Regions from separate parts of the Homo sapiens genome. Here region 1 is linked to region 2. A link is a loop called in an ENCODE intact Hi-C map of the cell type or tissue named here. Cell type or tissue: psoas muscle. All regions are shown on one strand. Each heading gives the region's core, and the rest is flanking DNA. Links, peaks and the distances in the headings are about the cores only. Region 1 overlaps ADPGK-AS1 (ADPGK antisense RNA 1). Region 2 has its middle 88 kb from the start of ADPGK.

Evidence for each region. Peaks named below come from ENCODE experiments on the same cell type or tissue, not always from the same donor. Only the 100,000 strongest peaks of a DNase experiment are listed, where the experiment ranks them.
Region 1: a loop joins it to region 2, with 12 times the contacts of the local background. A loop is called at or near these places in 3 of 110 quality-filtered maps.

What each region holds. Positions count from the first base shown.
Region 1 is chr15:72,791,692-72,802,210 of GRCh38, reverse strand. It overlaps ADPGK-AS1 (ADPGK antisense RNA 1), which reads right to left. Exons shown (of 3, transcript NR_040107.1): 3 at 4,012-4,207. Among named protein-coding and RNA genes, the nearest start is that of ADPGK, 13 kb to the right of the region's middle. RefSeq lists a silencer at 5,133-5,362. In psoas muscle, for the core only: a CTCF peak has its summit at 5,227 (motif pointing left); DNase peaks (open chromatin) are centred at 4,950 and 5,200; H3K4me3 peaks cover 1,403 bases; H3K27ac peaks cover 824 bases.
Region 2 is chr15:72,866,967-72,876,054 of GRCh38, reverse strand. No RefSeq gene overlaps it. Among named protein-coding and RNA genes, the nearest start is that of ADPGK, 88 kb to the right of the region's middle. In psoas muscle, for the core only: no CTCF peak of the experiment used is centred there; DNase peaks (open chromatin) are centred at 2,124 and 6,174; H3K27ac peaks cover 5,421 bases.

The sequences.
Region 1 (10,519 bases), core at 1,103-9,102, 75 kb after region 2:
CTGTGCAGCAGTCCTGTATGTAACATACCACACTTTATGTTTTACTGTTGATAGACGTTTGGGTTGCTTCCAATTTGGGGCTATTACAAATAGTGCTGCTATGAACATTCTTGCAAACTTTCTTTGGTGAATTTATGTCTGCATTTCTGTTGAGTATTTACCCAAGAGTGTAATTTTTGGGTCATAGAGAACGTGTATGTTCAGCTTTTGTGGATATTGCCAGTCATCCAAAGTGGCCGTTATCAATTACACTCTCACCAGTAATGTAAGAGACTTCTAGCTGCTCTACACCCACCCCAATACTTTCTATCATCTGACGTTTGCATTTTAGCTACTCTGGCAGGTACACGCTAATGTTGCATTGTGGCTTGTCTTGACAGATAGTTAACATTTTATTTTTTACATTTTTAAGCCCTTAATCCCTCTGGAATTTTATCTTTGTATATGGCTAGAGATAGGGGTTCACTCTGGTTCTCTTCCAGGCAAACAGCCAGATGTGTTAGACTAAATACTATGTCCTTTGTCCTGATATGTTTTGAGGTATAAGTGAGCATTTGCCAGGTACAGTGGAGTGGGAGAGAACATTCCAGGCTGCAGGAGCTGCACAAGCAAAGGTACGGAGGCACGAAGTATCACGATGTGTGCAGGAGATTGCATGAGTGTGGTGAAAATTAAAAACGTGTGGCCGTGAGTGGCACAGGAGGGCAGGCAGGACTGGACTTTGCCATTCTCACGGTGGTACACAGGCACAAGGCTGCTGCTGAATGGACACACTAAAGGAAAAAAGACTCCCTCCTCCTCTAATGTTTGGGGATGTTCTTTGAGATCCTCATTTTGAAAAGGTGTCATTATCAAAACGTCACCCTTAAGAGAGGGAACTTCTGTGTTGACTGAGACGCTTATTAAGATCCATGATACGTATTGTTTAATTTACTCATCACAATGACTTCATGATGTGGGCGTTGTTTCCCTTGATTTACAGATAAGGGAATGAGGTACAGAAAAATTAAGCAGCTTGCCCTTGGACACATAGCCAGTAAGTGGCAGAATTAAGGATGAAACAGCCTGTTCCTCTTCCTGTGTTCCCGCTCTTTCCCCTAGATGCACTGCCAGTAGATGCATGAATTGAACTTCCAGCCACTTCCCAAATAATGCACATGTGATGAAGCAGAGATTTACAATCCTTGCATCAGCCCCTGCCAGCAGACCTCTTGATGTCTGTTTCCTTTTCCCCAGTCACACAGAGAGGTTGATTCCTTGGGAAACTGAATGACTGTTGCAGGCAGCAATTGTTCCTTCAGCTGAAAGGCATGCAGAGTCAGACCAGGGTGGCTGGCTTCGGCCCATGGGCAAGTTTATGGGTCCGCAGAGAGAAGGCAGCCTCTGTCCTCTATCCCTTTCCCATATGCAGTTCTTGGTTACAGAAAATCCAGTTGCTCTTCTTTTCCCAACTGGGAGAGATCTCTGTATCCTACAGTAAACTTCTTGGTAACCTGGGCTCTCCTGAGTAGGTCTCTGATCCTCAAGGAAGGGAAAGGTAAACACTCACTAACATGAACATCGGCAGTCAGACACACATCACACACACAGAGGTGGCACACAAGCTACACACTGACACAGAGCGGAGACAAACACACACTTGCAGAGAATCTGCCTCCTGGAATATGAGAGCTCAGGGAATCTGTCAAGATCAAGGGTTTTCGAACTATGCCGCGTGAGTTTTTCTGCAAAGGGAAGTCACAGAAAATAATGAAGCAATTTCCCACCAAAGGGAATATTGTAACAGCTAGAGATAATTGTAGAAAAGTACACTGAAATTATGAGGTGTCATTTTCCCTCTATCAGACTGGCTAAGATTTAGAAGTTTGATAATACACAACGTAGGCGGGGGTGTAAAGATACAGCATGTAGCAGAAAAAGTAAATGATTGCAATTCCAGGGAAGAGAGCTCAGCAAGATATATCAAAATGTTAAATGCAGCTACCCTTAAACCTAATGATTCCACTCCTAAAAAGTTTACACAAACACACACACACACACACACACACACACAATACTGATTAAGGAGGTTCATTGTAGCATTTGTTTATATTACCATAAAATTAGAAACAACTAAAAAAAGTCTGTTAATAGAAGCCTAGCCAAATAAGTTAAGGGGCAGCCATACCATGGAACACTCTTAATCACTTAAAATGCTGAGGTGGACCTCTATGTTCTGACATCAGAAGATATCCACAATGTATTTTATCCTGTTTGTGTTTTTAAAAATATATGTTTGCAGCTGGGCGTGGTGGCTCATGCCTATAATCCCAGCACTTTGGGAGACCAAGGTGGGTGGATCACTTGAGGTCAGGAGTTCGAGATCAGCCTGGCCAATATGGTGAAACCCCATCGCTACTAAAAATACAAAAAATTAGCCAGGCGTGGTGGTGGGTGCCTGTAATCTCAGCTACTCAGGAGGCTGAGGCAGGAGAATTGCTTGAACCAGGGAAGTGGAGACTGCAGTGAGCCGAGATCACACCATTGCACTCCAGCCTGGGCGACAGAGCAAGACTCCATCTCAAAAAAAAAAAAAAATATATATATATATATGTGTGTGTGTGTGTGTGTGTGTGTGCGCGCGAGCGCGCGTGTGTATGTGTGTCTTTGTGTGTGTGTATGTGTGTGTGTGTGTTTGCTATGTGCAGCAGCTCACGCCTGTAATCTCATCACTTTGGGAGGATCACTTGAGCCCAGGAGTTCTAGACCAGCCTAGGCAACATGGTGAAACCCCAAAAATTAGCCAGGTGCGGTGGTGTGTACCTGTAATCCCAACTACTCGGGAGGCTGAGGTGGAAGGATAGCTTGAGCCCAGGAGGTAGAGGTTGCAATGAGCGGAGATTGGGCCACTACACTCCAGCCTGGGTGACAGAGCCAGACCCTGTCTCAAAAAATATATGTATATGTTTGTATATATCCATAGAGTGTCTATCGGGTACATAAGAAACTGTTAAAGTAGGTGGCTCTGGAGAATGAGAAGGGGACAGGGAGAAAGGGCAAGGGAAGGGAAACAAATGTTTCACTTAACTTTCTGTACTATTTGACATCTTTACGGTAAGCATATATTAACTGTATAATACATTATTTTAACCCTCTGAGATGTTAAAAAAAATATATTCGGGTCAAGTGCAGTGGCTTACGCCTGTAATTCCAGCACTTTGGGAGGCCAAGGTGGGCAGATAGCTTGAACTCAGGAGTTCTAGGCCAGCCTAGGCCACATGGCGAAACGCCATCTCCACAAAAAATACAAAAATTATTTCTGGGTGTGGTGCCATGCACCTGTACTCCCAGCTACCTGGCAGGCTAAGGTGGGAGGATCATCTGAGTTTGGGGAGGTCAAGGCTGCAGTCAGCTGAGATCATGCCACTGCACTCCAACCTGGGCGACAGAGTGAGATCCTATCTCAAAAAATAGAAAATTAAAAATTAAAAAATAAAGTATCTATCTATTAGATATATAGATAGATATTAGGGTTTGCTGTTACATTTCACTTAGAAAGAGAGTTCCGCCACTAAAAAGTTTGAAAAACCTTTATGCAACTCAAGCCTGTTGTATAAGTGGCCAGGAAAAATTGTGAAAGACTTTTGAAATGGGGAGAAAATGTACCCTATGGAATGCAGGCCTGGTGTGCCCTTCCAGGTTATGTCATTCTATGGTAGTCTCCATTTTTCATTGTCTTTGAATCTGTAAACTGTAGAAAACTGAAAATAATACAAATTATTATTGTCCATGGCAATGCAAACAAGTTTTGTCAGGTGGAGATGCAAGTGATCCCCCACCCCCCACCCCACCCCCCGCCAAACACACACACACACACACACACACACACACACACACACACTGTGGATGAAGCCAGTTTTGTATCAATTAACAAACTTATTTCATTATTTCTGATGCCAGTGTGTGTATCTGGCCTTTGTGTTGTCCTTTGAATCAGTTTTTAACTTCATTAACTAATGAGTTAAATAAAATCTTTTACACTTGTTCATTTTTTATTTGTATGACAGGCATGATTTCTCCCTTGAAAAAATAATCATTTAGTGGCACGTGCCTGTGGTCGCAGCTACTGGAGAGGCTGAGGTGGGATGATCACTTGAGCCCGGTAGGTGAGGCTGCAGTGAGTGGTGATTGCGCCACTGCACTCCAGCCTGGGAGACAAAGTGAGACCCTGTCTCGGGGAAAAAAAAAAAAGGATCATTTAACAAACCAGAAAAACAAACAAACAAACCAGAGACAATGAAGACTATGAGGAAGAGATTTGACCAAGGTTAGACGCCTGTTGTAACAAATACAGCACCAATCCCTAACCCTCAAATGTGAGCTTCTGGACTGAATTCCTTGGCTATTGTATTTATACCATCAAGTAACAAGTATTGAAGTCACTTTCTATTTGACTTGACCATTTACCCTACACAAATATATTCTTAATTTAGAAGATGCTTTCCCACAAATATATACACACAGAGACTTACACATGCACAAACACAAACACCTGCGGGCATCCACAGGCCCCCACCCCCCCCACCCCACCCCCCGCTGACACGCTGCACAAACTCCCCCACAGATCCAGAGCTCCCCTCCCCGCCACTGGGACAGCCGCCCTCCCAGTGCCAAGCCTGCTCTTGGTTCCTTCATCTCAGCGGAGCTTAAGATTGGGGATGAGCAAGGCCCCTTCCTGCGGACCCTGGCCTGTGCCACGCAGGGAGAAGAGGTGGCTCCCTCACTTATAATCATTGGCCAGGGGTCAGAGTGGCTCTGGGGTGCGACGCTGAGGGGTTCAAGGGGATGGAGGCCAAGCCCCATCCTCAAAGACTGCCGGTCGTGGAAGAGGCCAGCACACGGGCGGAACTAGGCCCGCTGTGGAGCCACGCCCCCAAGTCCTGGGGTAGTCCGGGAAGGCTGCCCGGAGGCGGTCACCTCAGCGCTGAGGTTTGAAAGCGTGGAGGAAACACTGGGAGCCTGGGAGCCGTACAGCCGCGGCTGGGCCGAGGTGTTTGGTGGAAGGACTGAGCCAGGGCCTCCTAGCACGGATCTGTTAAGTGGATGGCGTTTTTGGTTTTGCGGAAAAACAAATCCCGCGGAATTCAAGGACCTCCCAGGCGCCAGACTTGACCCGCGGGTCGGGAGCAGCGCGGCGCGCAGCCCGTTCGGCACCCACCCCGCGCCGCGGCCGCTCTCGCGGTGGGCTCGCGGCGCCCCCTGCGGGCGCCAAGCCACTCTCCCCACACTGCCACCCCGGGGAGGCGCCGGCGGGAAGAGGCGGGCGGGCGGGGGCTGCGCCCAGCCTTCGGGCCAGGAGGTCCGGTCTTCCGTCCCCACCAGCCCCCGAGGTCGCTGCTGCAGGCCGGCCTTAGTTCTGTGCACCCCCGAGGGCGCCGCGTCCACAGATCCCCATCACCAGGAGATCCCATCCCCATTCTGCAGATGGGGAAACCGAGGTTCAGAGACGGAGCCTGATGCATCCACCGCACGAAGAGGAGTCTGTGGATCCCGCGGCCCACCCTCACCCGAGCTCGTCTCTCTCCGCCTAGGTGTGGCCACAGACTCAATGGCTTGCCGTGCACCCCACGCACCCTCTCTTCTGGTTCTCTCTGGGCCACAGCGTCGCCTGGTTTGGCCTTTCAAGAGCTGTGTGGACGGGAGTGCATGTGGGGTGGGGTTACTCATCCACTTTACAGGAGGGAAATCTGACAACCGCACGGGAGCGCCCTGGGATCTGATAGTTTCACTTGCGTGGTCTATACTAAGGAGACAATTCAGAAACTCAGCAGATTTTGCTGTGTAAGTGCTTCTCCCTAGTTGTTCATAATAGCAAAACTTGTGAATAGTCTAACTCTCTACCGCTTGGTTAAATAAATGGTATTCTACGCAGCCATGAAAAATCATTCTGGGTAAAAAGTTTGGATATATTAAAGACGCCATTCTATTGTTAAGCAAATAAGCAGGTTACAATGCAGCATATACAATAACAAAGTTCCATTTCTGTGAAGACGCATGTGTGTGCACACATTTTTTTAAAACTCTGCAAAGATATACACCAAAAACTTGAATATTAAGATTAAGAGTTATTATAAAATAAGTATTTGTACCTTTCTGCATTTTCTAAATAATATTATACAGTGAATCTGTATTGTTTTGTGTTTGTTTTGTTGTTTTGTTTTGTTTGACAAGGTCTCACTCTGTCACCCACGCTGATCAAGTGCAGTGGTGTGATCAAGCTCACTGCAGCCTTGACCTCCCGCGCTCAAATGATCCTCCCACCTCAGCCTTCTAAGTAGCTGGGACAGCTAATTTTTGTATTTTTGTAGAAACGAGGTTTTGCCCTGTTGCCCAGTTTGGTCTCGAACTCCTGAGCTTAAGCAATTCTCTCATTTTGGGATTAGAAAGGAGCCACCATGCCCAGCTCCCTATTTTATTTTCTGTCTAAAACTTATCAATATCTGATATTTTTCATTTGTTTATTATTTATTTGTTGTGACCTTACCCTGTTAGAATATGAATTCCATGAGAACATGGACCTTGTCTGTCTTAGTGACTAGACTAATGTCTGGCACTCAATAAACAATTGTTGAATAATAAAATAATGAATCCTCCAGCAACTACATTATATGGATGTCATTCTTTCCATTTTACAAATGGGAAACTGGGCTGGAAAAGATTAAGCAACTTGCTCCAAACTGCACTGTTAATGGTAGTGGTGGTGGGGATATAGGGTGCTAAGATTTGAATCTCGGGTTTCCAAAGACATACCATATTTCTTTTTTAAAAAAATTCTGTTGGGAGGCCAAGGTGGGCAGATCACGAGGTCAGGAGTTTGAGACCAGCCTGGCCAATGTGGTGAAACCCCGTCTCTACTAAAAATACAAAAATTAGCTGGGCGTGGTGGCAGGTGCCTGTAATCCCAGCTACTTGGGAGGCTGAGGCAGGAGAATCGCTTGAACCTGGGAGGCAGAGGTTGCAGTGAGCCAAGATCACGCTATTCATTGCACTCCAGCCTGGGCAACAAGAGCAAAACTCCATCTCAAAAAAAAAAAAAAAAAATTCTGAGACAGGAAGCAGGATGAACTGAAGCTGGTTGTGTCTATCTCCTTTTATGGCAATAGCCCTTCTTTATACCACAGGCCCAGACCACAGTGCCTGGACTAGAAGCAGCTAACATCCCAAGTGGTCAGCCCTTGGGGTCACTGGCTCTCAGCAGCAGTGGCAAGGCCTGCAGGTTTCTCATGGATGTTGCTCGCCACCCTCCCAGAAAGAGCAGACAAATCATTCTCCCCAGCTTGTCCCCATTCATGCTTACATTTTTTTAAATGAATTAATACTTTTAATAATTTATTTCTAAATCTTTCTTTAAAGGGGCATTACAGTCTATTGCGAACAGATCTGCAGGCAAGTCAGCCTGACGTTGAAACTATAATACATGTTTTTCTTAGTTTTGGCACTATTTACTGTTTAGAACAAAAGAGAATAACTTTTAAAATAACAAATGGATAGTACTTCACTGGGAACATCATCCAACAGATAGATTTTCTTTTCATACCACAAATCTACATATCTTTAGTCAAAGTTATATTAAGAAGTTAATTTCCCAAAAGAAACAAGAGTAAACAGTCATGATGAGACTTAGCTGGGTTTTCTTGAGAAACGAAATTAAAAACAAGCTGTACTGCTTACTTTTCAGCAAATTCTACTTTGCCAAGTTTCAGAAGGAAAAGCCTAACATACTGGAAACTACCACATGTAGTTTCCAGTGTTGTCCCCTTGCCCGGGAGAATCTGGGGGACCTACTTCTTCCTGACAGCCTGCTTTGTCACCACCAAATCCATCAGCATGATGGCTTCACTCCCTACCACAAGCAGCCTAGCACCTGGGTTGGAGTTGATAAATTCCGCAAACCTGGGTCGGAGTAGATAAATTCTGCTGCCTCTTCAACGGAGCTATGGATTTCAGGGCTCCATCTATGTGCGTCAGTCAGTTTGAATGCAGCTAGTTACTTACTGCAAGTTTGCCAGCTCTCTGCAACAAAAATCCGGCATATCAGTCCATTTCTCTCCCCATTACAACTTGAGTAGGTACTGAGTAGCAATTTTTTTTCCAGAGCTCCTGATGTCTGTCCACTCTATGATCCACCAGTTTGGTCATGTGGCAAACTCTGTTACAATCAACATTTTGGAAAATTTACCATCACTGTCATGTTATTCAGAAGCAGCAGCTCTTGGTGACTGTGATTTCTGTGGCTATTCTGGGATTGGGGGAAGGAAATGCCCCAGAAATTCCCTTTCCTACTTCCTTGATCCAACCCTTTCAGCCTCTCTTTTCCTTCTGCAGTATCTAAGTGAATATTGGAGCTTTTCTGTGTAAGAAAAAAAAAAATGGCTGGGCATTGTGGCTCACACCTGTAATCCCAGCTACCCAGGAGGCTGAGGTAGGAGATTGCTTGAGGCCAGGGGTTCAAGACTAGTGTGGGCAACATAGTGAGACCCCCTTCTCTAAAAAAAAATTAAAAAAAAAACATTAGCCAGTCAAGGTGGCATGCACCTGTAGTCCCAGCTATTCAGAAGGCTGAGGAGGGAGGATTGCTTGAGCCCAAGTGTTTGGAGTTTGAGGCTGCAGTGAGCTATGATGATGCCACTGCACTCCAGCCTGGGTAACAGAGTGAGACCTCATCTCTAAAAATAAACAAATAAATAGGGAGAAGCCGTAGAGACCTACAGGCTTATTATATTGATTGGTCAGTGTAGCCCTTTTTGAGGAAATTGTATTTGAGCAGAGATATGAATGACATAAAGCAGCCAGGCATGCAAAGATCAAGTCACAGAGTATTCCAGATGAAAGTAAGAGCCAGAGCAAAGACTCTTAGGAAGGGTAGGCCTGGTGCGGTGGCTCATGCCTGTAATCCCAACACTTTAGGAGGTTGAGGTGGGCGGATCATGAGGTCAGAAGTTCAAGACCAGTCTGGCCAACATAGTGAAACCCCGTCTCTACTGAAAATACAAAAAATTAGCCAGTGTGGTGGTGGGCGCCTGTAATCCCAGCTACTCAGGAGGCTGAGACAGAAGAATTGCGTGAACCCAGGAGGCGGAGGGTGGAGTCAGCCGAGATCACGCCATTGCACTCCAGCCTGGGCAACAGTGGGAGACTCCATATCAAAAAAAAAAAAAAAAAAGATGGGTATCAGGTAGCTTTTGTTCAATAATAAACCACTTCAAAATTCAGTGACATAAAAATAATAACCATTTATTTATTATTACTTTGTGGGTCAGTAATTTGGGCTGAGCTCAGATGGGCTGTCTTCTGGTCTCAGATGATCTTACTTTTGTGTCAGTGGTCAGCTACTAATCAGCTAGGTGACTTTGCTTCTTAGGGTTGCCTGGCTATCAGCTGGAGTGATGGGAGCAAGCGGGCCATATTTCTTTCATCATCTAGCAGGCTATCCCAGGCTTGTTGATAAGTCTTGTTGATATGTGGCAGTGCAGGGTTGCAAGAGAGAGTAGAAGCATGCAAGGCCTCCTCAGGCTTTGACTCAGAAATGGAACGATGTCACTTCTGCCATATGCTATTGGCAAGGCCAGCCCAGATTCAAGAAGTGGAGAAACAGACATCACTCCTTGATGGGAGACTGAGAGACAAGGTCACAGAGAAAAGGAGAATTATGATACTTGTAACACACCATGAGCAAGAATGAACAAAGAACAGAAAAAAAAAATTCCAGCATGTCCAGAGCAATTGTTGGGGAGTGTTATGGGCTGAACTGTATTCCCTTCAAAATTCATATATTGAAGTCCTAATCCCTAGTACCTCAAAATGTGACTGTACAGTCTTTAAAAAGGTAACTAAGTTTAAATGAGGTCAGTAGGGTGGCCACTAATCCAATATAACAGGTAAGGGAATGAAAAGACAGACAAGAAAATATTTGCAAATCACAGGTCTTATAAAGGACTCGCATCCAGAGTATTTTTTTAATTCAGTAATAAGAAAAAAACAATCTAATAAAAATGGGCAAAAGATATGAACAGATACTTGACCAATGAAGATATGAAAAGATGCTCAACATCATTAGTCATTAGGAAAATAAAAATTAAGACAAAGATATACCTACATATTTATTAGAATGGCTAAATTTAAAAGACTTACCGTACCAAGTCTTGGCAAGCAAACAGAAGAACTAGAACTCTAATAGAATGCTGGTAGGTATATAAAACGGTACAACCACTTTGGAAAACAATTTGATAGTTTGTTAAAAAGTGGAACATACATCTGTTACATGATTCAGGTATTCCATTCCTAGATATTTCCCAAGAGCAATTAAAGCCTACAAAAAGACCTGTAAACAAATGCTCATAGCAACTTTATTTGTAATAGTCAAAAACTAGAAAGAACCCAATGTCCATCAACAAATGAATAGATAAACAAATAATGGTATATCCATACAATGGAATACTATTCAGCAACAAAAAGCAATAAACTAGCACAATCTATAGAA
Region 2 (9,088 bases), core at 1-8,000:
TCTACAAGAACAAACTCAAAATGGATCATAAAGCTAAACGTAAACTTAGAACTATAAAACTTCTAGAATAAAATCCAGGAGAAAAATATTTGTAAAGTTGATTTAGGCAAAGATTTCTTAAATGCAACAAAAAGTATAATCCATAAAAAGATAAAATTGATAAATCAGACATCAGCAAAATTAAGAACTTCTATTCCTTGATAGACATTATTAGGAGAGTCAAAAGACAAGCCACAGACTTAGAGATAATATTTTCAAAGAAGCATATCTGTTAGGACTTATAAACATAATATATAAAGAACTCTCAAAACTCAGTAATAAGACATACAACCCAATTTTTAAAATAGGTAAAAGGGTTTAAAGAGACACTTCACCAAAGAAGATATATATGGACGGCACAAGAAAACATTCTCAACATCATCAATCATCAGAGAAATGCGAATTATAACCATTACATCCCATTTGAATGTTTAAAATCAAACAGACTGATCATACCAAGCATCAGCAACGAAGTGAAGCCATCATTGTAAGCCTCATACACTGCTGGTGGAAATGTAAATCATGCTACCACTTTGGAAAACAGTCTGGCAGTTTCTTAAAACATTAAACTTACACCTACCATATAACCTGTCTGTTCCACTCCTATATGTTTATCCAAGAAAATGAAAGCATATGTTCATAAAAAGACTTGTACATGAATGTCCATAGCAGCTTTATTCAAACTAGCTAAAAACTGGAAACAACCCAAATGTCCATCAACAGGTGAATGCATACATAAATTATGATATATCCATGCAGTAGACAAGTTCTCAGAAATAAAAATGAATGAACCATTGATACATGCAACAATGTGGATGAATCTCAACATAATTATGTTCAATGAAATAAAAGACAGACAATAGGCCAGACACGATGGCTCATACCTGTGATCTCAACACTTTGGGAGGCTGAGGCAAGAGGATTGCTTGAGCCCAGGAGTTCAAGACCAGCTTGGGCAACAAAGGGACAGCTCATCTCTACAAAAAATTTAGAAATTAGCCAAGCATGCTGGTGTATGCCTGTGGTCCCAGTTACTCAGGAGGCTGAGGTGGGAGGATTGCTTGAGCCCAGGAGGCCGAGGCTGCAGTGAGCTGTGATTGCATCACTGCCCTCCAGCCTGTGTGACAGACCAATAACTTGTTTCAAAAGAAAAAGAAAACAATAACAGAGTACATACTCTATGATTCCATTTACATAAAATTCTACAAAATACAAACTATACTGACAGAAAATAAATCAGTAGTTGTTTGAGGACTGGGGGCAGGAAGTGTAGGCAGGGAGGAGTGGGAAGGAAAGATTACAAAACAGAATTTGGGGACATAATGGATATTTTCATTATCTTGATTGTAGTAATGGTGTCCAGAGTGTACACATACATGAAAACATACCACACCATGCATGTTAAGATGCAGTTCATTGGATGTCTATATCTCAATAAAACTGTTAGAAATAGACACAGAACACTAGGAAGGGAGGGTCTAAGATGTTTGGAGAATATCACTGAGAGAACATTGAGATTCATGACTCTGGAAGGTGAAGGATCCAATAGGTAATAATAGAAATAATAATTGTTATTATAGCTAATGATTATTGTCTGCCTACTATTTTATCATTTCACACAAGGGAAGGTACATGAAGCCCAGAGAATCTAAGCAACTGGCACAGGGTCACAGAACTGGTGAGAGGTGGAACAGGGATTTGGATCCCACACAGTTAACCAGATCACTGGGGAGTTTCTGGAACAGATTGCAGGGAGCCCTGGGTTTTCTATAGCACTGGAGAGATGCTGGCATAAGTTCAGTTGCAGTGACCCCCAGCCCTCCTGACTCTGCTGGGCCCTGCCCAGCCTCCACAAGCTCTTCTCCTCCTGTTTCTGCCGCTGGGCCATGCAGGCAGGGCCATCGCTGACAAGCTCAGATTTCGGCAGCATCGTTCTCATGAATTCCAAGCCAGGAGGCTGGGAGCCAGTGCTCCGAGAGACATTTGAGAAGATGAAGACAAAAGCTGTTGGGAAAAGTGACGCATGAGGGCATGCCTGAAATATCTGCAGGTTCAACTACTTCTCCAAATCATCCCAGAGCAGGCACGTGGCCCAGCAGTGACAGGTGCTCCAGCATGTCTCATGAGGCCTGGGAGAGCTTGCAAGAACCAGAAGAGAAAGAAGCAGACACAGGGAAGCCTCAAAGATCCTTTGCAGGAGGAACCAGACACCATGTAGGGGCTGAAGGCTTCATTAGGTCAGCGTGGCTGGCACAGGAGTGCCCTCCTGCAGAGCCAGCTGTCCTGGGCAGTGAGAGGAGACTCCCATGCATCCTTGTACTCCACGGACACGAGTCAGGATGTGGCCATACCCAACCAAGAACCCCATGGGGCTTTGCTATAGTCAGAAAGTCTGAGCTGGTTCCACTTCAGGGAAGGAAGGGAGGGGGTCCTGCCAGTTTTCTTGGCAGTGGAATTGTGTTTGAAAGATTGTTATCACCAATCTCCTTCTGCGACTGATGGTAGCTCAGGCCAGTATTTCATCAACAGTTCCCATTAGGGTGGCCTCATTGGAAACACCAAAAGGAACTACCACCAATTCCCTCTCCAATCTCCTCCTTCTCCCCTATATTAGTTTCCTATCCGATTACCACACACTTAGAGGCTTAAAACAACATGAATGTATTATCTTACAGTTCTGAGGTCAGAAGTCTGAAATAGGCTTCCCTGGGCTAAAATCAAAGCATTGGCTTGGCTGCTTTTCTTTCTGCAGACTAAGTATAAACCCATTATCTTGCCTTTTCCAGCCTCTAGAGACTGCCTGCTTCCTTGGCTCATGCCCCCTCCCATCTTCAAAGGCAACCATGTCTGGTTGAAGCATCTTTCTCATATCACCTCCCTCTGTCTTACGAAAACCCATGTGATTTCATCTAGCCCACCTGGATAATCCACGATAATCTTATTTTAAGGGCAGCTGATTGGCAAATTTAATTCCATCTGCAACATTAATTCTCCTCTACCATATGACCTAACATATTAGGACAGGTATTAGGACAGAGATGTCTTTGGGGAGCCATTATTCTCCCTACCACAAACCTGCCAAGAGAACTATATGTCTGGTTAATTAAAAGCATTAAACAAATCTTACGTTTCTAAAAAGTTTTTTTTCTTTTGAAAGGTGCGTCATAAGAGCCTTCTTCAGATTTGCTTTGGGCAAGGAGGTTGGTGAACAGGAGAAATTTTGCTTTCGTTCTTGGCAGAAAACATCACCAATGACACCCCACTACCCTCTCCCTGCTGAAAAGAGCCTGGGAGCCACCAGGGAAATGCTTGACTTTGTAAATGTATTTGCAGGCTTCAAATCCAAGCAGGAAGTGAAGCCAAATCCCCCAGGAAAAGATTTTCTAAAATGTCAAGAAGACTGCCATTTCTCAATCCTGAAAAGGTTGTCCACTTTGGGCAGCCAACCGGTTGCCTGTTTACAAAGACCCCTCTCTGTTTATTGTAGCCACAGTTTCCTCTGTGTTAAGCAGCCAAAGGGGAAGGTCTGGCATCCCATGCTCGGGAGAGCCCTTCTTTGGATTCTAGTCTTGCGGGTTGCTGGTCACAGAGCCATGCTGGATCTGGGCTGAGCACTGAGGATATGTTTTAGTTACCTGTGGCTGCCATAACAATTTATCACGAGCTGAGTGGCTTAAAACAACAGAAATTTATTTTCTCACAGTTCTGGAAGCCAGACGACTAAAAATCAAGGTGTCAGCAGAGCTGGCAAGGCTCTGCACAGTGCCGTCTGGAGACTCTGAGGGAGAAACCGTTTGTTCCCTGCTTCTCTTCTAGCCTCTAGTGGCTGTTGGCAATCCTCAGTGATCCGTGACTTGTGGCTGCATCATCCCAACCTCTGCCTTCTCCTTCACATGGTCTTCCTCGGGCTTTCTTCCATTGTCTTTGTCTTTTCCTCTTCTTATAAGGACACTTGTCATTGGATTTGGGCCCATCCAGTTAATCCAGGATGATCTCATTTCAAAGAACCCTTAACTCAATTACATCTGCAAAGACCCTTCTTTTCAAATAAAGTGACATTCACAGGTACTGTGAGTTAGGACTTGGACATTTTGGTTGGGGGTGCACAATCCAACCCCTCCAGGGAGAGATCTGGCTCCCAAATGGCATTGGGTGGAGTCCTGCCACTGAGTTTAAACCCCATCCCTCCAGGTGCAGTGAACTGCTTGAGGCCACCCTGCAGCATCACCACATGGTCCTTTCTAGCCAAAAATACCCTCTCCTCTGCCTGGAAAACTGGTTGCCCTTCAAAATTCATCTGAAGCATCACCTTCTGTATAAAGTCTTCCCTGGCCCAACCTCACAAGTGGTACTGATCAAACAATCTTTGTGTTTTGATTTCCCTGACAAATCAAATCTTGTCTGCTCCTCTATTGTAGCACCTATTACTATGGTTACTTCACACGTCTGTTTCTCCCACTAGGATGTGACAGCCTGAGGATTCAGAAATCCACATGTTCACATGCATCTATTCATTCAGCAAATACAGAGAGCCCACTGTGCATTAGGCACATAAGAATGGCTAAAACTATTCTTAAAAGAAGGCATAGGCCAGGCACGGTGGCTCACGCCTGTAATCCCAGCACTTTAGGAGGCCGAGGTGGGTGGATCACGAGGTCAAGAGATCGAGATCATCCTGGCCAACATGATGAAACCCCGTCTCTACTAAAAAAACAAAAATTAGCTTGGTGTGGTGGCGTGCACCTGTAGTCCCAGCTACTCAGGAGGCTGAGGCAGGACAATCACTTGAACCCAGGAGGCGGAGGTTGCAGTGAACCAAGATCATGCTACTGCACTCCAGCCTGGCTACAAAGCGAGACTCTCTCTCAAAAAAAAAAAAAAAAAAAGGCATAAAAACTAAGAGATCTTATGATGTGGGAGCCCAACCTAACCTAGGTCTGGGAGACCAGAGAAATATTCCTCGAGGTGTCCTTTGAGCTGAAGGCTGAAAAATAAGTAGAAATGAATTAGAAAAAGGAGGGAAGAACATTCTAGGCAGAGGGATTAGCATGGACAAAGACTCAGTGGTGAGAGGAAGCTTAGCAAGTTCAAGGACCTGTAAGAAGCTAAGTGTGGCTGGTGCAGGGCTGGGAGTTCCTGTCATGGCAAAATGACAATGGGGGTGCAGGTCAGGATCAGAGCACACAGGGCCTGAAATTCTCGTAAAGGCATCTAGTCATTATTCATCTTTATATCTGATATGGTTTGGCTGTGTGTCCCTAACCAAATCTCATGTTGAATTGTGATCCCAAGTATTGGAGGTGGGGCCTGGTGGGAGGTGATTGGATCATGGGGCTGGTTTCTAATGGTTTAGCACCATCCCCCTCATGCTGTCTTGTGAGAGAGTTCTCACGAGATCTGGTTGTTTAAAAACATACAGCACTTCCCTCTTCGCTCACTCCCTCTTTTATTGGCCACGTGAAGACGTGCTTGCTTCCCCTTTGCCTTCCTCCATGATTGTAAGTTTCCTGAGGCCTCCCCTGCCATGCTTTCTGTACAGTCTGTAGAATGGTGAGCCAATTAAATCTCTTTTCTTTATAAACTACCCAGTCTCAGATAGTTCTTTAAAGCAATGTGAGAATGGACTAATACAATGTCCCTGCTTAATCAGTGTTGAATAAATGAATGTAAATTGATGATTGTCTATTGAGAGACACCAGAGTACTGTATGTGAAAACAAATAAAAAATGTTTATCCTTTCCAAATGAATTTGCATCCACTAGTGACTATTTAGATTCAGAGTTGAAAGGCTTGTTTCAAGCAAAAATGACTTCTGATATTTAAAAAGTATTTATAAAAAATTACCAGTGTAAGTATTTATTTAAAATTACCAGTGTATTAAGATCTGTACCAAATACTGAACTGGCCTTGGTTCAAATCAGAGGTATTTCTAACCTATAAAGGAAAGAGACTAGAACAAAGTGCTTATAAAACAGCTTAAAAATACCTACCCCTAAAAGGAGGTCAGGCTGCAGCCTGATCATCCAGGTCACAGACAGTGAGCTGCATCAGTCAACAGTTACCTGGGTAGTTGTTAAAAATATAGCTTGTTAAAAATAGAGTAGTTCAGACTCCACCCCAGACCCAGATCAAAATGTCCAGGGGTGGGGCTCAGGCCACTGCCAGATTGCTATTAAGCAACCCCTAAGCAAACCAAAGTTTAAGGATCCCTAACATAGTGACTTTTTTATTATGGTAATATATCTAGTTTTGTGTGTGTGTGTGTGTGTGTGTGTGTGTGTGTGTGTGTGTGTGGCGTGTTAGTGGTGTTATTTATAGTGAAGCTAGAAAGAGGATCAGAACTAGGACAAGCAAGGTGGGGATAGCAATGGATATCAGGAAGGTTGAGAATAGAAAAGGGAATTGAGTAGGGAGGTGAAGGTTAGGCTCCTGAAATAAGCAACCCAGAAAGTACTGATTAGTCTTTCTTATCACTCGACCTCCCCTGGTGGTAGTGAAGATGTTTAGGTTTCTGGGATACTTTGAGGTCTTATTCCCTAGCCCTGTACCCAATAAGGCACCACCTTGACATTTCTCCTTCTTGCTCACAAAGTGTAATCACACCACTGAGAGTCTGAGAGGTGATGACACACCCCAAGCAGTGGGAGCCCAAGAGCCCGAAGTGGAGGTCAACCCAGAAGCCAGAGCTGCCCTGGCTCCCCATATAGCTGGGGTAGAAGTAGAGGTCGGTCCTACAGGACAAACACCAATCCTCCTGGGAGCAGATGGTGTCTATGGCTAGGGATTTGGTCCTTAACAGTGTCCACAGATTGACTGCTTTGCATCCTACAGGCTTGCTACCTGCGAGACTGACAGACCCTTCCAGAGAGCAGGAGGTCAAGGGGCCCAGATGCTGAGCAGGCACACAGGGGAGGGTACACAGAAGCAGCCCATGAACCGGTTCCTGCAGGGTCGCCTGGCTCTCAGCTAGCCCCTGGTGAAAATATTTCATATTTCCAAACACCCCCCCAAATTGTATTTTTTAACATATGAACATCTTTAATACATATAAATGCTTTCCTAGAGCCTGGTTGTCTGGCCTGGGCTCCCCAGCAAGGGAGGAGAGTTCATAGTCTACTTGAAGCTACATACTGGGCAGAGGAATCTATAGAATATTCACACATCAATGTTTGTTTCTGTGTTGCTGGTAAATGGAGAAGGCTTTGGATAAAGGCTGAGGTTAGTTAGAACCTCAGTTCTTCCTCACTTTTTCCTACTTTCAACACCCCTAGTGGGATTCCAGCTCTCAAACCAGCCTCTCTTTGAAGAAGTTGTGCAGACAACTTCAAATAAGGGAAACCTTCACCTGTAAGCCAAGAAGAGACCTGGCTTTTCTCTTGTGTCCTGGGCTTCTTCCTCACCCTGAGGTTAAAGGACCAGAATTTGTGAGGGGGAGGGGAAGAGGATGCAGAGATGAAGCTCTTAATCACACTCTATGGCAGGCCAAATACTGGCCTCCAAAGATGTCTACACTCCAATCCCCAGAACCTGTGATATGTTATGTTACATGGCAAAAGGACTTTGCAAGTGTGATTAAGGTTACCGATCTTGAGACAGAAAGATTGGTAAATTTAATCACACCTGCAAAGTCAAGTGTGAAAGTTCAGCAGAGAAAGGCTCCCAGCTTTTAAGGGCTCAGGCGATTAGACTGGGGCCACCCAGGTGGCTGGGAGCCTTTCCCTGCTCAACTCAGAGAGATGCAACGAAAGAAAAGACAGGAGAAATGTAAACTGTGAGAGGACGCTACCCACCATTGGTGGCTTGGAAGATGGAGGAAGGGGACCACCAATCAAGGAATGCTGGCAACCTCTAGAAGCTGAATGTGACCCTTAGATGGCAGCCAACAAAGAACCCTCAGTCCTACAACTGCATGGAGCCGAATTCTGCCAACAACTTGAATGAACAAAAGCATGGATCCTCCCTTGAACCTCCAGCAAGGAATGCAGCCTGCAGACACCTCAATTTTGACTTCTGCCCTGCAAAATTGTAAGCTAAGAAGCAGATATCATTTTAAGCTGCTGAATGTGTGATCATTTATTACAGCAGCAATAGAAAAACTAATACATCCCCAACACACTCTTATCCCTACCAGAGATCAGGAGGTAAATGGGTGCTGGGAACCAAGCAGGAATTGGCCTAGGCTTTATGGGCTCATACCTGACTGAAGTAGGTTGGGTGAAAATCTATACCCATGAAGGGGTTGTTGGCTTCCTAGACTCTAGCAAGTGGGGATTTGGGCAAGATAAGAGTAGAATCAAAAGATGATCACCACCTTTACTTTCTATCCTTCTATCCAAATAGACAGTGAAAGGGGTTCAGGAATGATCCCTGATTCCATGGGTGGTCAAGTGGTCTTTCTCCTCCTCACTGGCTTGAGTGCATCCTTGAGGGCTGCAATGATCCCAACTACACAGCTTCTCTCTCAGCTCTGGAAGCAGCCCTTGCTGGGATGGGGAATTAAGATTCATGATCCATTGAAGAAGCAGGGAGGCTTGGAAAGAGTGCACCCCAGAATCCTTCCCCAGGCTCAGCATTCTTCCCACCCACTCTGGGCAAGGGAGTTTTGATCCACCCCCGGAGATGAGAAAGGCTCCCACTCACTTGTTTCCAAGGGTGGGGGTGGGGTGGGCAGGGGAGGGAATCCCACACTGGGACTGTGACTAAGACTAAATACAGATCAGGGCTCAATCTGTGTCTCCAGGGTGAGTACACACAGTGCTGAGTGCCAAGATGGTGCAGAAAGAGCACTGTGGGCCCACAGGAGCAGCTGCAAAGCACCTTGGGAAGCTCCTTCTCCCCAGCCATGGCTGGGAGAAGCCAGAGGTCTGCTGACGGCAGTTCTCTCCCTCTTTAAGGGTGTGCTAATGGCCTAAGCAAGAAGGGCTGTTCCCAGGAGACACCAGGGGCCAAGCTGTCAGGAGACAGTGAGCCCATGAGCCAGGGGCAACCCCATCGCCTAGAGTACACACTCTCCCAGAGCCAGTGTGGGCTCCCATGACTCCTCCAGAGT